Regions from separate parts of the Mus musculus genome. Here region 2 is linked to region 1. A link is a loop called in an ENCODE intact Hi-C map of the cell type or tissue named here. Cell type or tissue: heart. All regions are shown on one strand.

The links. Hi-C counts contacts between places; a loop is a spot of excess contacts. Peaks named below come from ENCODE experiments on the same cell type or tissue, not always from the same donor. Only the 100,000 strongest peaks of a DNase experiment are listed, where the experiment ranks them.
Region 2: it touches region 1 in a loop (3-fold over the local background); 2 of 42 quality-filtered maps call a loop at or near these places.

Annotation. Positions count from the first base shown.
Region 1 is chr4:130,967,984-130,975,983 of GRCm38, forward strand. LOC108168713 (a long non-coding RNA gene) reads left to right here and starts at 7,234. Exons shown (of 5, transcript XR_003955121.1): 1 at 7,234-7,280; 2 at 7,450-7,604. In heart, a CTCF peak has its summit at 3,486 (motif pointing right); a DNase peak (open chromatin) is centred at 4,648; H3K27me3 peaks cover 348 bases.
Region 2 is chr4:131,794,068-131,802,067 of GRCm38, forward strand. It overlaps Ptpru (protein tyrosine phosphatase, receptor type, U), which reads right to left. Exons shown (of 31, transcript NM_001083119.2): 12 at 5,451-5,724; 13 at 4,645-4,681; 14 at 3,786-3,924; 15 at 894-923. It overlaps Gm52680 (a long non-coding RNA gene), which reads left to right and starts at 5,204. Exons shown (of 4, transcript XR_003955123.1): 1 at 5,204-5,309; 2 at 6,385-6,851; 3 at 6,968-7,107. In heart, no CTCF peak of the experiment used is centred here; DNase peaks (open chromatin) are centred at 2,406, 2,804 and 3,624; H3K27ac peaks cover 700 bases; H3K27me3 peaks cover 1,437 bases.

The sequences.
Region 1 (8,000 bases):
ACAGACAGACACAAAGAGAGATAGACAGACAGAGACAGAGAGAGATACAGAGAGACAAACAGAGAGACTGACAGAGACAGAGAGAGATACAGACACAGAGAGAGACAGAGAGACAGAGACAGAGAGAAAGAGACAGAGATAGAGAGATAGACACACACACACACACACACACACACACACACACACACACAGAGAGAGAGAGAGAGAGAGAGAGAGAGAAAGAGACAGACAGACAGACAGACAGACAGACAGTGGGCATGCTTTTCAGCTAGTTGCTTGGGAGTGTCAGAGGCTTGTGGGAGTCAGGGGAGGAGAGAGCCAGGACAGGAGTGACAGGTAGCTTTTACCAGAGAGCAAGCAGTCCCTGCCTAATGTCAGGTCTGTCTTACTGCATCTTCTCAGGTGGTGATAACATCTTTCCCAGAAATAAGGATGGCCACTTGACTGCTGGAATATTGGCCCCAAGTTGGACAGAAACCCTCAGTCCCTGCTGTTGTTGTGGTCCTGGGGTTGGAGTGTGGACGGTACAGAAGCAGTCATGGGAGGCAGGAAGGTGGTGGGCTAAGCCTGGGCTGTAAATGGCAGGTCTGATGAAGGTCATTGCTCAGAGTCCATGAGGCCTGGTCCTACCATGTGCTGACTCCGGGTTTGCAGCGCAGGGAAGGACTGTCCTATTCTGCAAGCCACAGGCCCTGAGACTTCTCAGTGATGCAGAGTAACCTCTGGGTCCCACTGTACAGAGGGGACAATGAGACCTTGACTGGGGCGGAGGCTTGCCTGTGGTGATGCAGTCTGTGTCCTCCAGAAGGAAGGAGTGGGCGGTGGTGAGAAATCGGAAGTTTTGGGGGTTCAGGTGTCCTTGTTCACCAAGGATTCTAGGTGAGGAGTGGAGTAGATGCTGTTGAGGGCCCAACACAGGCTTGGGTGGAGAGCAGGGTCACTTGTGGGGATCAAGAGGATTATCTGGGCAGCCGTGCTTTGGCAGGAGGAGGGAGACATGGAGGGAGAAGCTGCATCCTGGAGTTCAAGTTGATTGACACGGTGTCAAATCAGCTTGTTGGGAAGAGAAATAAAGTAAAATAGAGCAAAAAACCCAGCAGCTTGGCGCTGTGTCACTCAGTGTGGGTTTGCATGCCTAGGACTCTTCAAGGTGAGGTGTTGTGTCAATGTCACTTTGCAGGGATGGAGGGAGCAGAGGTCTGGGGCTGGCAGGGATGGAGGTGATTGTCACACATCAGCTTCTCTCTGGGAATCCACCTGCTGTCATGAGAGTGGCATTGGCAAAGGAATCCAGCAACCTAAGGAGACCCCTGCCTCTGTTCATGACGGCAATGAGCACAAATGGCCGAGATCAGAATTAGCCCAGGTTCCCATCTCCACAAGAAGGAGAATGTGTATGCATGTACAAAGGGAATATTACTCAGCCGCAAAGATGGGGATCTTCTCATTGGTGGCAACGTGGCTGAGGCCAGGTGGAAGAAGCAACTGCAGACAGGCAAGCAGATGTGTTTGTTCTCATAGATAGGGAGAAGTGGACAGCAACAGAGAGTGGTGGTGATCACTGAAGGTTGGGAAGGGGATGAGGGGGAGAGCGGGTGTGTGTGTGTGAAGCTAGATCCAATCAGTGTGTGCTATATGTGCATAGGGATCTGTCACACTACTCCATGACTACGTAAAGTTAACGTACGATAATAAAAAAACGAACTAATTAAAACAGAAACGAGTAAGCATCAGGCAGGGAACGTGGCTCTTGTGCAAGCACGGGGACCAAGTTTAATTTCCAGGATCTGTGTGAAATTGGTGCCAAGTTCTTGTCATCTCACCACAGGGCGGGTGGAGAAGAAAGGATCCCTGTAGTCACTGGCTAGCCATCCTAGCTGATCCAGCAAGCTCCAGATCCCTGTGAGAGATTCTGTTTCAGAAAACAAGATCAATGGCTCCTGGGAGGGACACCTGAGATTGACCTCTGACCCCCAAAACAAAAAGAAAACAAACCACCAAAAATGCTTCCCAAAACAATGAATCAACCAGCCAGTCAGCTAACCAACCAACCAACCAACCAACCAACCAGCCAGCCAGCCAGCCAGTCAACCAGCCAACCAACTAACCAAACAGCCAGCCAGCCAACCAACCAACCAATCAACCAACCAACTAACCAGCCAGCCAGCCAGCCAGCCAGCCAATCAGTCAACTAGCCAACCAGCCAACCAGCCAACCAACCAACCAACCAATCAACCAACCAACCAACCAACCAACCAACCAACCAACCAACCATCCATCCAGCCAGTCAACCAACCAGCCAACCAACTAACCAAACAGCCAGCCAGCCAGCCAGCCAACCAACCAACCAACCAACCAGCCAGCCAGTCATCCAATCAGTCAACTAGCCAACCAGCCAACCAGCCAACTAGCCAACCAACCAACCAACCAACCAACCAACCAACCAACCAACTAGCCAGCCAGTCAACCAACCAACCAACCAACCAACCAGCCAGTCAATCAACCAATCAACCAACTAACCAACCAACCAACCAACCAACCAGCCAGCCAGTCAACTAACCAGCCAGTCAACCAACCAGCCAACCAACCAAACAACCAACCAAACAACCAACCAGCCACTCAATCAACCAGCCAGTCAACCAACCAGCCAGTCAACTAACCAGCCAACCAACTAACCAACGAACCAACCAACAAACCAACCAACCAACCAACCAACCAACCAACCAACCAACCAGCCAGCCAGCCAGCCAGCCAGCCAGCCAGCCAACCAACCAACCAAAACCAAAACCCTGGCTTAGTTTTTTCCTGACTTTCTGGGAATGTCCAAATCCTGTAGAAGGTTATCCCAGAGAGCGGGCACCTGCTCTGCTGTCCTCAGCTGAACCCCCAGCTCCACACAGCTCCAAGTTCTCAGTGGGCAGATTAACACAGCATCTCACCGGTTGCAGCAGCCCCTAGAAGGCTGGATCCAGCTAGCTGCATGAGGTTGAAGGATAGCTACACAAAGTTCAAGCAGGACTTGAGGCTCAGGTGTTTGGGGAAGGAGGGAGACTTTTGCCCACTTAGCGTGCGGTGTAGACAGAGAGACGGGTGCACACAAGGCAGGTCTGTGTTCAAAGCCCAGTGCTTTGTCTGTTACTAAGTGCTTCTCAGTGGGAGCTGTCTTAGCTCCTGAGAGCCTCACATTTTCCTCGAATCACTTCAGAGCTTCTTTTTTATTTAAAAATTTTAAAAAGTGTTTTTTCTTTTTTTGTGTTAACAAAAGTGTTTTTTTTCCTTTTTTTGTATTAATCTTTTTTTATACACATGAAGTGTTTTCCCTTTTGTATTAAAAAGTGTTTTCCCTTGCTTTGTATTTACAAAAGCGTTCTTTCTTTCTTTTCTTTTTTTGCATTAAAAAGTGTCTTTTTTCTTTTTATATTTAAAGTATTTATTTTATGTGCATGGGTACTTTGTATGTTTGCCTGTGCACCATGGGTATGCAGTACCCACAGAAGCCAGAAGAGGGCATCAGATTTCCTGGAACTGGAATTACAGAGGGTTGTGAGCTGCTATGTGGGTGCTGGGGATTGAACCTGGGTTCTCTGGAAGAGTGACAAGTGCTCTTAACCATTGAGCCATCTCTTCAGCCCTTCAGAAGGTATTTTTGTGTATGAAATTAAAAAAAAAAAGAATGCTGAGGATTTAGGACCTCAATAGACAAGCAAACAGAGATGATTACATATTTAGCATTATTAGACTACAAACTCATTACTGGGATGATGAAGGTTAATTGTCAACCTGACAAAACCTAGAATCACCCAGGGAAAGGGCCTTGGAGATACCGATTATCTAGACTGGAGTAAGTGAGGTGGGAGGACCAGCCCACTGTGGGCGGCACCATTCCCTGGCTGGGAAGGGAGCTGCAGGAACGGATGGAGGAAGCTGAGGACCAGGGGTGTATCTTTTGTACTCTTAGAATTGCAGTGGGCCCTGTGAGGCTAGCTGCTTCAGGCACTTCCCCCTCCCCACCCACCCCGGCCCCCATGCCTTAACTTCCTCCCCATGGTGGGACCGCTCCCTGAACTGTGACCTCAAAAATCTCTCCCCTCCATGAGTAGCCTTTGTCAGTGTGTTTTGTCATAGTAACAGGAAAAGAAAATGAAGATAGTCGTGGTGATTATCTGGGGCTTCTCGCCTTGCCTAGCTTGTTTGTGGTGGTATCCTGGCTGTGTGCACAGAAGATGTTCAGCTCATGGGATGGAACCCCTCAACTCCATTGCCAGCAGTCCGGGGTATCCCCTATACAATTGCACAGAACCCCGGTGGTGGCCCTTCTCCCTGGGACTCTCGAGTACATAGCAAATTTTTGTGGGTTCTCAATCTCTTTCCACCTTCATTCCCGATCTATTTCATTATTGACTTCGGCAGCTTAATGCGCCGGCTCGCCTCTGGGAGAGCCGGTGACAAAATGACAGGGAGCCAAGGTCTCAGCGCCCTCTGCTCTGGCTTTTATCTGCCTGATTTCATGCGACTGGAGCCCTGGCTGCCACTCAGCTGGAGAAATGTCAAAATGATATTAAATCACAGAGTGCAGGCAGGAGACAGGAGACTGCTTGTCACCCACCTTCCTTCGGTCCCCCTGGTCCTGGGCCCTTGGCAGGGAGGGGGTGTGTTTGGAGAGAGTCTGTTTCATTTTATCTGTGCTCCTTTACAATCACAGTGTTAGAATTGCAGGCAGTGTTGTCAGGGTGGAACTGGCAGCCATCATGTGCTCTCAGAGGCTACAGCCAGGGACAGCCCAGACGTGCATGCCAAGACAGAGCCAAGGGGAGAGCCTGGCAGGATGGATCACCACAGGCACAGGGAGGTTGGCTAGTCTCAGTTTTCCGATGATGTTTGCAGTGCTTGGGATGCAAACCGGGGCCTCACACGTTCCAGACAACTGCTGTACCATTGAGCTACAATCCCAGACCTTTATTAGATTTTTAAAAGTGGGATTAATGGGAGGGTCCTGACATCACAGGCCTATAATCTCATCTAGTTGGGAGGCTGAGGCAGGAGGATTGTAAGTTCAAGGCCAGCTTGGGTAACTTTGTAGGATCCTGTTACTCAAAGGGTTGGCGATGTAGCTCACAGATAGAGTATGCAACAGTCATAGGTGAGGTTCCATTCCCAAAGCATTACACACACACACACACACACACACACACATACAAAGTGATCTGAATTCACTGTTAAAATCAAGCAATAAAGAAGTATGTGAGAATTTTAAATGTCTTCTTCCCCAAGCCGGAGGTGAGGTCTCCCACTGAATCTGGAGCTCAGTGAGTCCCAGGGGTCCTCCTGCCTCAGCCTCCCCAGTACTGCCATCTTTGGCTTTTCAAGTGGGTGCTGGGGATTTGAACTCAGGTCTTCATGCTTGAGTGGTAAGTGCTTTACCGACTAAGCCATCTTCCCAGGTCCCTGCTGGTGTCCTTTTTAAGACTGGGTAAAGGGGCCACTGGATCTTAACCCTGGTCTTTGCATCGCAGTCTCTTGATCCCTCTCCACAGAGGTCTGGAAGGGATTTCTCTCCCCTCCCCCAACCCCCGCCGGGGTAGAATAACTTGCCTTCCTTTTAAAAACCACAGTTTGTACTTCGAGCATCATTTTGCAGCTTTTGAGAACGTTTTCCCACTTGGATCTGTCCCATCTCCCTCAGCAGTTGCCAGGCAGCCTTTTGTTAAAGGAACCAGGGTTTGTTGAGCGGGTTCCTTTCAGGTGGTCGCCTGGGTTGTTGGGGAGTTCTCCCGCTATTCTTGGCAAGGCTGCCAAGCGCCCCATCCACCCCTCGGCTCTTTTCCAATTATGCGAGTGCTATGCGCATCTATTCTCTTTGTAACAGAGTGAAACAATTTAGACAAAACCCCCAAGTTCCCTGGCCTGGCTCCCCACATCTGAATCCTGTCCACCTAACTGCTGCTTTCAGGGCTGTGAGAGACCCTCATGGACCGTTTCCATGCCTCTCCAGACGCACAGACAGACGCATGCATTTTTAATGGATGTTTTACAAAACATAAAGCTATCATGCAATATGCATGTTTGTGCATCTCACTTTCCCCCATCAGCAGCAGCTCAGACACCTCTCCCTGTTAGTACATATGGAGCATGGACCCTATTAAAAAACAGAACGAGGCCTTACACCAGGCTTGGTGGCCCGGCGTATCTTTTTCTTTTAATCACTTTCCTACTGACAGATATTTAGATTCCTTCATTTTTTTCCCCTCCCCATGAAAGTTCTAGGGCTGGAGAGATGCCTCGGTGGTAAGAGTGCTTGCTATGAGACGTGAGGACCATGTTTGGATTCATAGCACCCCTGTAAAAAGCTACACCTACACAACACACTCACACTCTCCCACACCTATGAGCATCCGAATAGAGACACAGACATACACACTCACACGCATTGGTACACACACAGTCAAATACATGCACTTACATATATACATATACACTCACACAATACTCATACATTCACGCCTACACACACTCACACACATGCACACACAATCACACACATGCATCTATATACACATCCACCGATACTCACTCACACATGTCTATACACTCACACACACACACTCACACACACACACACAAACACACACTCATCCATTCACACATATACATTTACTCACACGGTTATCTTCACACACATCCATGCACAGATATAATCATATCTTCTCTCTCTTTTATACACACACACACACACACACACACACACACACACACACACACACACACGTGTCCTGGCCGAGTCTTCTGCGTGCCTGCGTGTGCATATGGAACTTTCCCCTGCCATCTGTACCCAGAAGACATTGCTTCGCTACACAGCAGTTGTCGGAGGCCACAGGAAGCCGAGGACCCGGGCGGTGGCCCCAGATGGCTGACAGCTTCAGGAGGCAGGCTGCAGGATGGCAGAGGATCTTTACATCTAAAGGGCCACTCTCCATGGCCCTGTCCTTGGCCAGCTCCTTGTGACACTGCAACTCCGGGCAATGTTTCCTGACCCTGCAGCCATTTTGGTGGAATTGTCAGCAGAGCCTGAGGTGCACCCCGCCCTTATTCCTTCTCTCTTCCGTTTGTGCTGACTGGTGGTTTGAATTGGCCCAGTCTGGGGGAGGAGGTGGAAGAAACTGTCCAAAGTCCTGTGATTCCTTGGATCTGAAATCTTCCCCTAGGTCCACAGCTAATGGCACCATTTTGGAAGGTTGTGGAACTGTCAGGGGGCAGGGCCTAGCTGGAGGAACTTAAAAAAGGTAACACCGGGTCCACCCCACCCTCTCTCTCCCCTTCCTGTCTGCGGGGAGGTGAGCAGCCCTTGCTGAACCTCACAAGCTGTTGCTGCCGTGCTACACCAGTGCAGCCGAAGGGTGTGGGCTGAACCTTGTGGGACTATGTGCCCAGGGAACTCCTCCTGCCTTTAAGGCATTTCTGTCAGGTGTCTGTTCGCAGTAACGGATGTAACCACCATCGGGCACTGTGTCCTCTGTGCCCGTGGGTAAGAAGGTATCTGCCAGCAGCACTTGATATCTGGCAAGGGACATACATACCTGTGTCAGCTGTCCAGGGTTGTGACAAAGGTAAGCACGTGGTGTAACAGGAGCGCATAAGAGGGTCTCTGAGCGTGTCTGGGGTGGTCATAGTGGGGTAGGTGGGCAGGGCCTACAGAAGACGGCAGGTCCTCAAAAGCCTCACGTATCGGCTCTGGATCACGTGGCCTCAGTTTTGAACCTGATGGCCAGCCCTCTCTTTAGCTGGTAATGGTACAACCTTGCCGTTTAGTCTGCCAATCACAGTTCCTCAAATCACCACTGCTAAAGTTCTTAGAGCACAGTGATAGCCATGTGACCTGGGGACTGGCCAATTAGCAGATGGCTTCCTCTTGGGACGGGCCAATCCAAGCCTTTCTTGGGGTTTTTAGCAGGAGACATGCGAGAAACATCCCTTTGGTACTGGATTTGTGGAATCAATTCAGA
Region 2 (8,000 bases), 830 kb after region 1:
CTGCTCTGCAAGCACAGGGGCCTCCCAGGGAACACCTGTTGTGAAACCCTGTCACCTGCCTGGCCAGCAAATGAATGCAGAGGAGGGGAGGAGAGAGCTAGGGACCCTGCATAGGTGGAAACCTCAGGCTGTGACTCCAGGCACTTCGGGAAGGTAAGAGACAGAGGGCACAGCTGTGCCTCTCGATGGCTGAAAAGGCAAGAAGCCCACATGGAAATGACCTAGGGCCCATGTGGATGCTGAGAAGACCCTGCCAAGCTGGCTGAACAGTGAAACCCAAGAGAACCCTTCAGTGAGCGGATACTGGCCTAGAAGGCCGTCTCCAGTGGTGCACCACAAGGCTCTATTCCAAGCCAGGGGCTGTCAGCCTCCTTGGAAAAATTACAAAATCAAACCCATCAGGTCCACAGGAGACAGAGCACGGGGGCTGAGGGGTGGGGGGGAACACCTGACTCCACTGGCCTCTGGCTGATCCCAGTGTGAGAGGAGGCAGACAGAATTTAATGCACACACTCGAAAGTTCTGAATTTAGGTTCAAAAATTATCTGCACCAAATCACAGGAGGGAAAGCAGCCATGTCAGCAATTCCTCGGAGTGAAGGGAGGAAAGCTGGGGGCTGGGGCTGGGAACCAGCAGGGTGGGGGACAGGTACAGGAAGCTGGGGGTGGGGTGAACCTTGGTGGAGAGGGGTCAGAGAAGCCCAGGAAGGTGCAGCAAGCTGCAGGGTAGCTGGGGAGGATTGCAGCACCAGCTCCCTCCAGAGTCAGTGCTGTGGCAGAGGAGCACTGCCAGGAGGGAGAGTGAGCCATGGAAAGGGACATTGACAAAGCCAGAGAAGAAGATGGTGGTGGGGAGGGCAGGCCCCGGAGCCCCAGGTGGTCAGAACTACTCACGGGTAGTAAGAGTAGGCATAGCGGTCCCTCCTGGCAGCGTGCAAAGAGAAACAGCAGTGTTACTAGGCTTCCCTCCCAGGAGGAAGGGACCACACAGGTCAAGGGGCCATCCTCAATCTAAAGGCTGACCAGACGTAGTCACTGTATACTTGGGCTAAAAGCCTGAATCTTCCAGAATCTTCCCTAAGTGTGCTGCAGAGGCAGGTGAAGAGTCTGAGGGATGCTTTTGTGCATACACGTAATGCATGTGCAGAGACAAACATGTGCGCGCACACACATTGCACACTCACATCAACAGATACACTCCAAAGAGAGATTCACATATAATCATATACAGAAACACACTGGCACACATATATTCAAACACTCAAAGGTACTTTCTCTCATCCATGTCTGCTTCACAGACAGCCCCTACCCTCAGACTCTTCTCTGCAGCCTCCACAATTCCTGAGCAGTCAGCCCCAAGCATACACCCCAGCCTAGGAAGGAGACTAGCTAAGGACAAGGAGAGGCAGGGTAAAGAAGCCCCAGCAGGGTATAGAGGCCCCAGCAGGACACCTAGGTAAGCCTAGGGCTCACTCTTCCCACCTTGACTGACCCTGTCTATGGGGCTCATTAAGGAACTAGGCCACCCTCTCACTGGCCACCCAAGGCATGTATGAAAAGCTTCTCATTGAAGGAAGACTGTTGTTGATTGGTAAAACACTTGCCTAGTGTGCTCAAGGCTCAGAGCTTACTCTCCAGCACTGAAAAAAAAAATCCCATTTCACAGATGAGGACACTAAGTCACAGGTTGTCATGGCAAAAGCCAGAGTCCCCCCGTCTCAGAATACTTGTCTCAGGACCCTGGCCCAGGAACTCCCTCCCAAGGCTCCATCAAGCCCAGGGGTTGCCACCATGCCCCCCTCTTCTGTCCACTACGTTTGCAACACGGGCTGTTCTGGAACCTCTTCAGATCCTGCTCTGTTCCAAGCCACCCCAAAATGCAAACTGGGGGAGCCCTGAGGAGTGTGCTGGCTCCCCAAGGGCAGGAGCGGGGGACACAGTGACTGGACACAGTGGAAAGAGCAAAGCACAGTACTGAAGAAGAAAAGGGTCTGAGGGGTGTCAGAGACAGCCTGGACAGTGCTGACATGTGAGTTAGTGACTGTCTAATGGAGCTGTCTCCTAGTGACACCCTGACTAGTGACACCCTGACTACATCTGTGACCCCCACCCTGTCCTGGCCAGAGGCTCTGTTTGCAAGGAGAAAGGATGATATACCGCATAACCCATTCTCTCCCCACAGGGGAGAGCCCTAGGAACTAAAACACACTCCAGCAGCCCCCTTGTAGCCTTCTACACCTGCACCCTACTTAGAGGGCCCTCTTGGGCCTCTGCTGGGCACGACTGCAGAGATCTGCCATTGGCAGGGAGCCTCCAGTGGGGGCCTTCCCATTTGTAGCGAGGCCTGAGTCCAGAGCAAGCCCTACCACTTTACCTTAGTGACACAGGCAACTCGCTTTAATTACAGCTTCTCCGTCGGTGAGAAGGGAGGCAGACCCGCTGTTTGTCAGGATCCAAGAAGGAAATGTTCTAGGATAGATCCCAAGTGCCAGAACCTCGTCTGGCACATTCTGGGTACTCAGTAGCTATCGCTCCTGGCACACAGTCATTCCTCATTAAGTGGTTATTAAAAATACTGTGTCTCAAGACACTCTTCTGGGACTTCAGATGAAAAAGAAAAATCTGAGCCCTAGCCCAGGATAGGCCATCCCACACACACAGTCTCCATTCCACGGGCACACCTTACCTCCGTGGCTGATGGCCCTCGCCAGCTTTTTCTCCCCACTCCCCAGATTCTACTTATCTACTCCTGGCAGCCCCGTGAGCTCTGCCAACCGGCCTGTGTGTGCCCAGCCTGGCAGCAGCAGGGGCTACAGAAGCCAGAGTCCAGATGGGGAAGGAGGAGGCTGGCTCTGCCTCTGGCTCCTAGGGTGACCTTGGACAGGTCCACTGACACCTCTAGGGCTCAATTAAGGTGCATGAGCCACCATGGTCTGGGCACGCCTGGTGAGAATGAGGTTGTTAGTTGTGGCTGCAGGCAGAGGGGTCTTAGGGGTTCCCACCCTGCCTCCAACTCTGCGTAATGCCCTGTGCTCCCGTGCTACGGGGAAGGGGGTATAATTTTTGTTTTGTTTCTTTGAGATTTTTGTCTTGTTTTGAAACAAGATCTCTTGTAGCCCAGGCAACCCAGTGTACAGCAGGGATGACAAAGATGGCCTTGAACTTTTTGATCCTTCTTCCATCCATCTCTGAAATGTCACGTGTGTGACATCATTTCTGGTTTATCCCAAGCCGGGGACTGAACCTGGGGCTTCATGCGTGCTAGGGAAGCACTCTATATAGCGAGGGAGATTATCAGCTTTGCCATGCTCTGTTGCTTTAACACCATTCTAAACACTAGACCAGATGTTCTTCAACCCCCTGGCAGCTCTCTCACTCAGGGGGCTCTGGGCCTGCAATCAGTCAGGGCAGATACCCTGGCTAGAGGGCCAAGTCATAGTCAGGGAAGTCTCCATCCCTTCCTATTGGAACAGCCCCTTAGGCAAAGCGACAGCAGTGCCTGCTTCCAACACAGCTCCTTGGCACCAAGCAGAACATTCATTCCTGGATAGTAGTACCTGGCACCAGCCAGACCGGTGCTCCAGCCACGACAATGGCTGAGTCTCTGACTCCCACTGCCCAGTGTGTGTTAATCCACAGGCCCAATGCCCAGGCTGGCAACCCTCCACATACTTTGCCACCAGACGAGCTGCTCTACCAACCCCAGCCATCGCTCCTCTGTACCCAGCAGGCTTTCCAGGAGTAGAGGCCCCCCCCCCGGTGGGTCAGGGCACTGGCCCCACTCACCCTTTGCGGATGATGACAATGATGGCCCCCAGGAGGAGAATGAGGACGGCAAGACCACCTGCACAGATGCCCAGGATGAGCCCCATCTCCTCCGATCTCTGGGACACTTCGAGGGGTCGCTTGCTCTCCTTGCACGCAGCTGGGGAGAACAAAGAGGACAGAGAAGCAAAGGGGCAAAGGCCACCCAGGCCGGGATTTGAGTATCGAGGCCCCAAACAGGTTGCATAAACACGCATGCGCAGAGGCCCAGCTCTGCATCTAGGCACTGCTCCACTGTTCAACCAGAGATAGGTCTCCTAACCCCGCCTCTCAGCCAATAGCCCCGCCTCCATATTCTAGCTCAGCCTTCTTAAGGCTTCCCCCAGGATCTCTCGAGAACTGGGGGCACCCTGGGCCTTCGGAACTACCCTCTTGCCCACCTGCCAGGTGATGGAATGGATAAAGTATCTGTGTCACAGATGATACATCCTAAGATGTAACCAACCACATCCCGTGTCAAGAAGAGGGACTCACATCACAGTCTCCCTGTCTATCCCCATCGGTCTCTCCCCAGAACCAGGGACCAGTCACCATCACCCTCAAGACACAAGCTCAATGGCTTTCTCTCCACAGACTGGTCCCTGTCTCTGTCAGAGTCCCTTCCATCACTATGGGAAGTGTAAAAGGTGGAAGAGGTGGCCTGATGTCCCGCTTACGAGAAGCCGTTGAAGTGGGCCAGAAGGGGAAACCCTTTCTGACCACAGTCAATCGCAGCTTTATGCTCCCGTAGTCCTGTCTGCTCCCTTAGCCCTGGGTCCCCGGGAGCTGCAAGAATGAGAGGCCGGGCCTGGGCAGGGCTGAAGCTACCTAGTGGACTCACCTTTCCTGGCAATTCGGATGCAGTTCAGTCGGGTTTCCTGGAAGTACAGATAAAGGGGCTCAGAGACACAAAAGCCAAACGCACACGCCACGGAACAGAAACGCTTGGACTGAGCTAGTAAGGGCTCATGTGTCAGCTGCAAAGTGTTAACTAAGGACACTCCACAGAGCTGTGCCTTAAGCCCAGTGAGATCAGAGGACACAAACACAGCATCGGAAAGTGGGGTGGGGTCTCAGACACGAGGACAGGAACTAGATCCAGGGCTCTGCTGAACAGTGAGAGAAGCCAGGGCTGGGGCACTGAAGAGCCAGAAGCCAAAAGAAGAGGGCAGAGCTCAGGGAGGAGGGGAGAGTCAGGGGGGGTGGGGGAGGGAGCCTGGTCCTCTGGAGGTGGGGCCTGGGTGGGGTGGGGCCTGGGGTGGGGATGGGGCCTGGAATGGAGGTGGGGCCTGAACCTCGGGAGATGGGGCCTGGGGTGGGGTGGGGCCTGGGATGGAGGTGGGGCCTGGTCCTCTGGAGGTGGGGCCTGGGTGGGGTGGGGCCTGGGGTGGGGGTGGGGCCTGGATCTCTGGAGGCGGGCTTCTTCAGCATCTGAAAGAAGGCAAGCAAGGGGGCCTGGACAGCAGGAGTGTTGGGGCGTCTGTGGGAAGACCTCGGACCAGGAGGGTAAGGCTCAATGGAAGGGGGTTAGCCTACAGAGAGGTCTAGGATCAGGTTTCAGGCCTCAGTGACAGGTCTCCCCAAAGGCTCCCCACCCTACCACCCACTATGCCAGCCTACACCACCAGGACCCAGCCGGCCCCTCACCCCTTTCAGGTGGCTTGCTGCCTGGAAATAGATGAGATAGGCCTTTCTGGGCTCAAGCGGTGGGTTCCAGAAGCCACGATAGGTCTGGTTGTCACCCACGGTGAAGGGCATGGCCTCAAGCAGGCTGCTGGCAGCCAGTTCAGCCCCAAAGTAGTGCACCAGGCCGCGAGCCAGGGCCGTCTCAAAGGTCAGAGGTACCGAGAAGCAGTCCTGAGCTCCGGGCTCCCGCCGCAAGCGCCGTGGCCGCTCTTCCTCCACAACCACCTGGTAGACGCTGGACAGGGAGGAGAGATTGCAGGTGACCAAAGAGAGCCTTCAGGTGGTAAAGGTCGGGGGCTTTAACTCTGCCTCTTTCTAGACCAGCAAGCCACAGATGCTCCGGGGCCTCAGTTTCCTCCTCTGCAAGATGGGAGTGACCCAGGGTGTGGACAGAAATGGCACGTAGCTAACGAGTGCCATTGTTATTGCTAACACCACCTGTAGCCCTGCACTGTAAGAATCAACCCTATGCACTGAACCTCATCAATGAGCCCTCGTATGTGCGAAGCAAAACCTGGAACACGGAAACAATGGCTCTTCCCTGGGTAAAGGATGACAAGGGCCAGGCCACATTTGTGGTGCTCAGATGAGAGGCCCTGTGCTGCTACTAAGGAACCTAGCCTCCCAGAACCATCTATCCACAGCAGGAAAGAGACTATCTCACTAAGCAAACAAGCATATCCTAGTGCTGTCTAGAGCCCTGGAAACCCTAAGGCAGCCCTCTGTCCACAAACTGGAGCCACTGTGTCCCATAGGGCCCTCATGCTCTACTTATGTCTCCACTCTTGACCACCACAGTTCGGTGGGCTTCCGCTGTGGGCTCCTCCAGTCCACTGTGGGACTAGGCCAGAGTGAACTGTGTGGGGTCTGGTGTGTTTAAATATTTCCCTTACAGCTAGCTCCGTCTGTGATGCTCACCTGTGACATCCTTCTGTGACACCTACCTGTGATGCCCACCCGTGACTCCCACCTGTGATGCCCATCTGTGTCTCCCACCTGTGATGCCCACCTGTGACACCCTCCTGTGACACCCACTTGTAATACCCACCTGTGACACCCATCTGTGACACCCATCTGTGACGCCCACCTGTGACGCCCACCTGTGACACCCACCTGTGACACCCACCTGTGATGCCCACCTGTGACACCCATCTGTGTTGCCCACCTGTGATGCCCACCTGTGACACCCTGCCTGCCAACCTATGCTCTGGGAAGCAGGAAAGCCCTTGACGTTCCATCCAATACCAGGTGCATGGAGTCAGCTTACTACCTGTCACAAAATTGCTACAAACACCAGCCCAGGTCCCTCTAGGCTTGTGTCAAGCCTCCTCCAGCCTCAAGTGCTCCCTGGAGATGTCGAAGGTAACTCATATTAGCCTCGAGCTGGAATGATATCTAAGAAAAAGGAGCCTCAAAGAGATGAGGGGACATGCCAGGGTCACCTGCCCACCATGTCCCATCTCCCTGTTTCCATCTAGCTTGGCCAGTCCACCTCACAGGATCCCTCAAGATGATGCCACACAAGGACCCGGAGGCTTCAGAAAATAACATAACATTGCAGGGGTCTGAGAGTCAGCTCCAGGCAGGCTGTTGTGGTAAATATGGAGAGACCCAGCAGGTAAGGAAGAGAAGTTAAAGGGTAGGGTAGGAAGATGGAGGACTGCCCAGGGCACCACCTACATGGAACAGCCACCAGTCCCCACTAAAGGAGGATACCCAAGGCCAGAGGAGCTCCAGACTTCCAAAAGAGCCACACCCACCCTCCATCTCCTTGACGAACATACCACAAAGGCAACCCCAAAATGACCCCCCACACACACTCCGTCTGTACTCCAGCATACGCATACATGTGGACACACATACACAGCAGAGGTTTTGCAGGTTAAGACAGCTAACATGGCCGGCAGCTTGACTAAATTGAGAAACACCTAGGAGACTGGCAAAGCACACCTCTGGGCATGTGAACAATGGTGTGTCCAGAGAGGACCACCTAAGAGTGGAAGACCTGTTATAAGCATGGGGGCATCATCCCATGGGCTGAAGGTACAGATGGAATGGAGTCAGGGAAGGAGAAAGCTAGCCGGCTTGAACCCAGGCATTCTCTCTCTGTTTTCCACTTACCCTGAGGTAAGTCACCACCCAGCCCCAGCACGTCCTCGCCACCCTGATGCTCTGTCTGCATGCATAGGTTGAAGCATCCCTGGACTGAAACCTCTAAAACCGTAAGCCAAATTGACTCCTCTCTTCAGTTGTTTTGCTAGCATGACTAATCACGTGCTCTGAACGGGGTCCCATGAGGGTAAATGACCGTGCACATGAAGCCCTGGCACACTGTCAGGCTGACCGTGAGTCACACCTGCGTGAACACCCTCACCTTCTCAGATGCATGCAGACTCATACTGATTCCACTATGTGCCCCTCACCCACCCTCACATCTCCATGCCAAACACTCCTCAGAGGCAACCCTGAGATGCCCCCACACACCCTCCCTATCTGTACCCCAGAACAGAG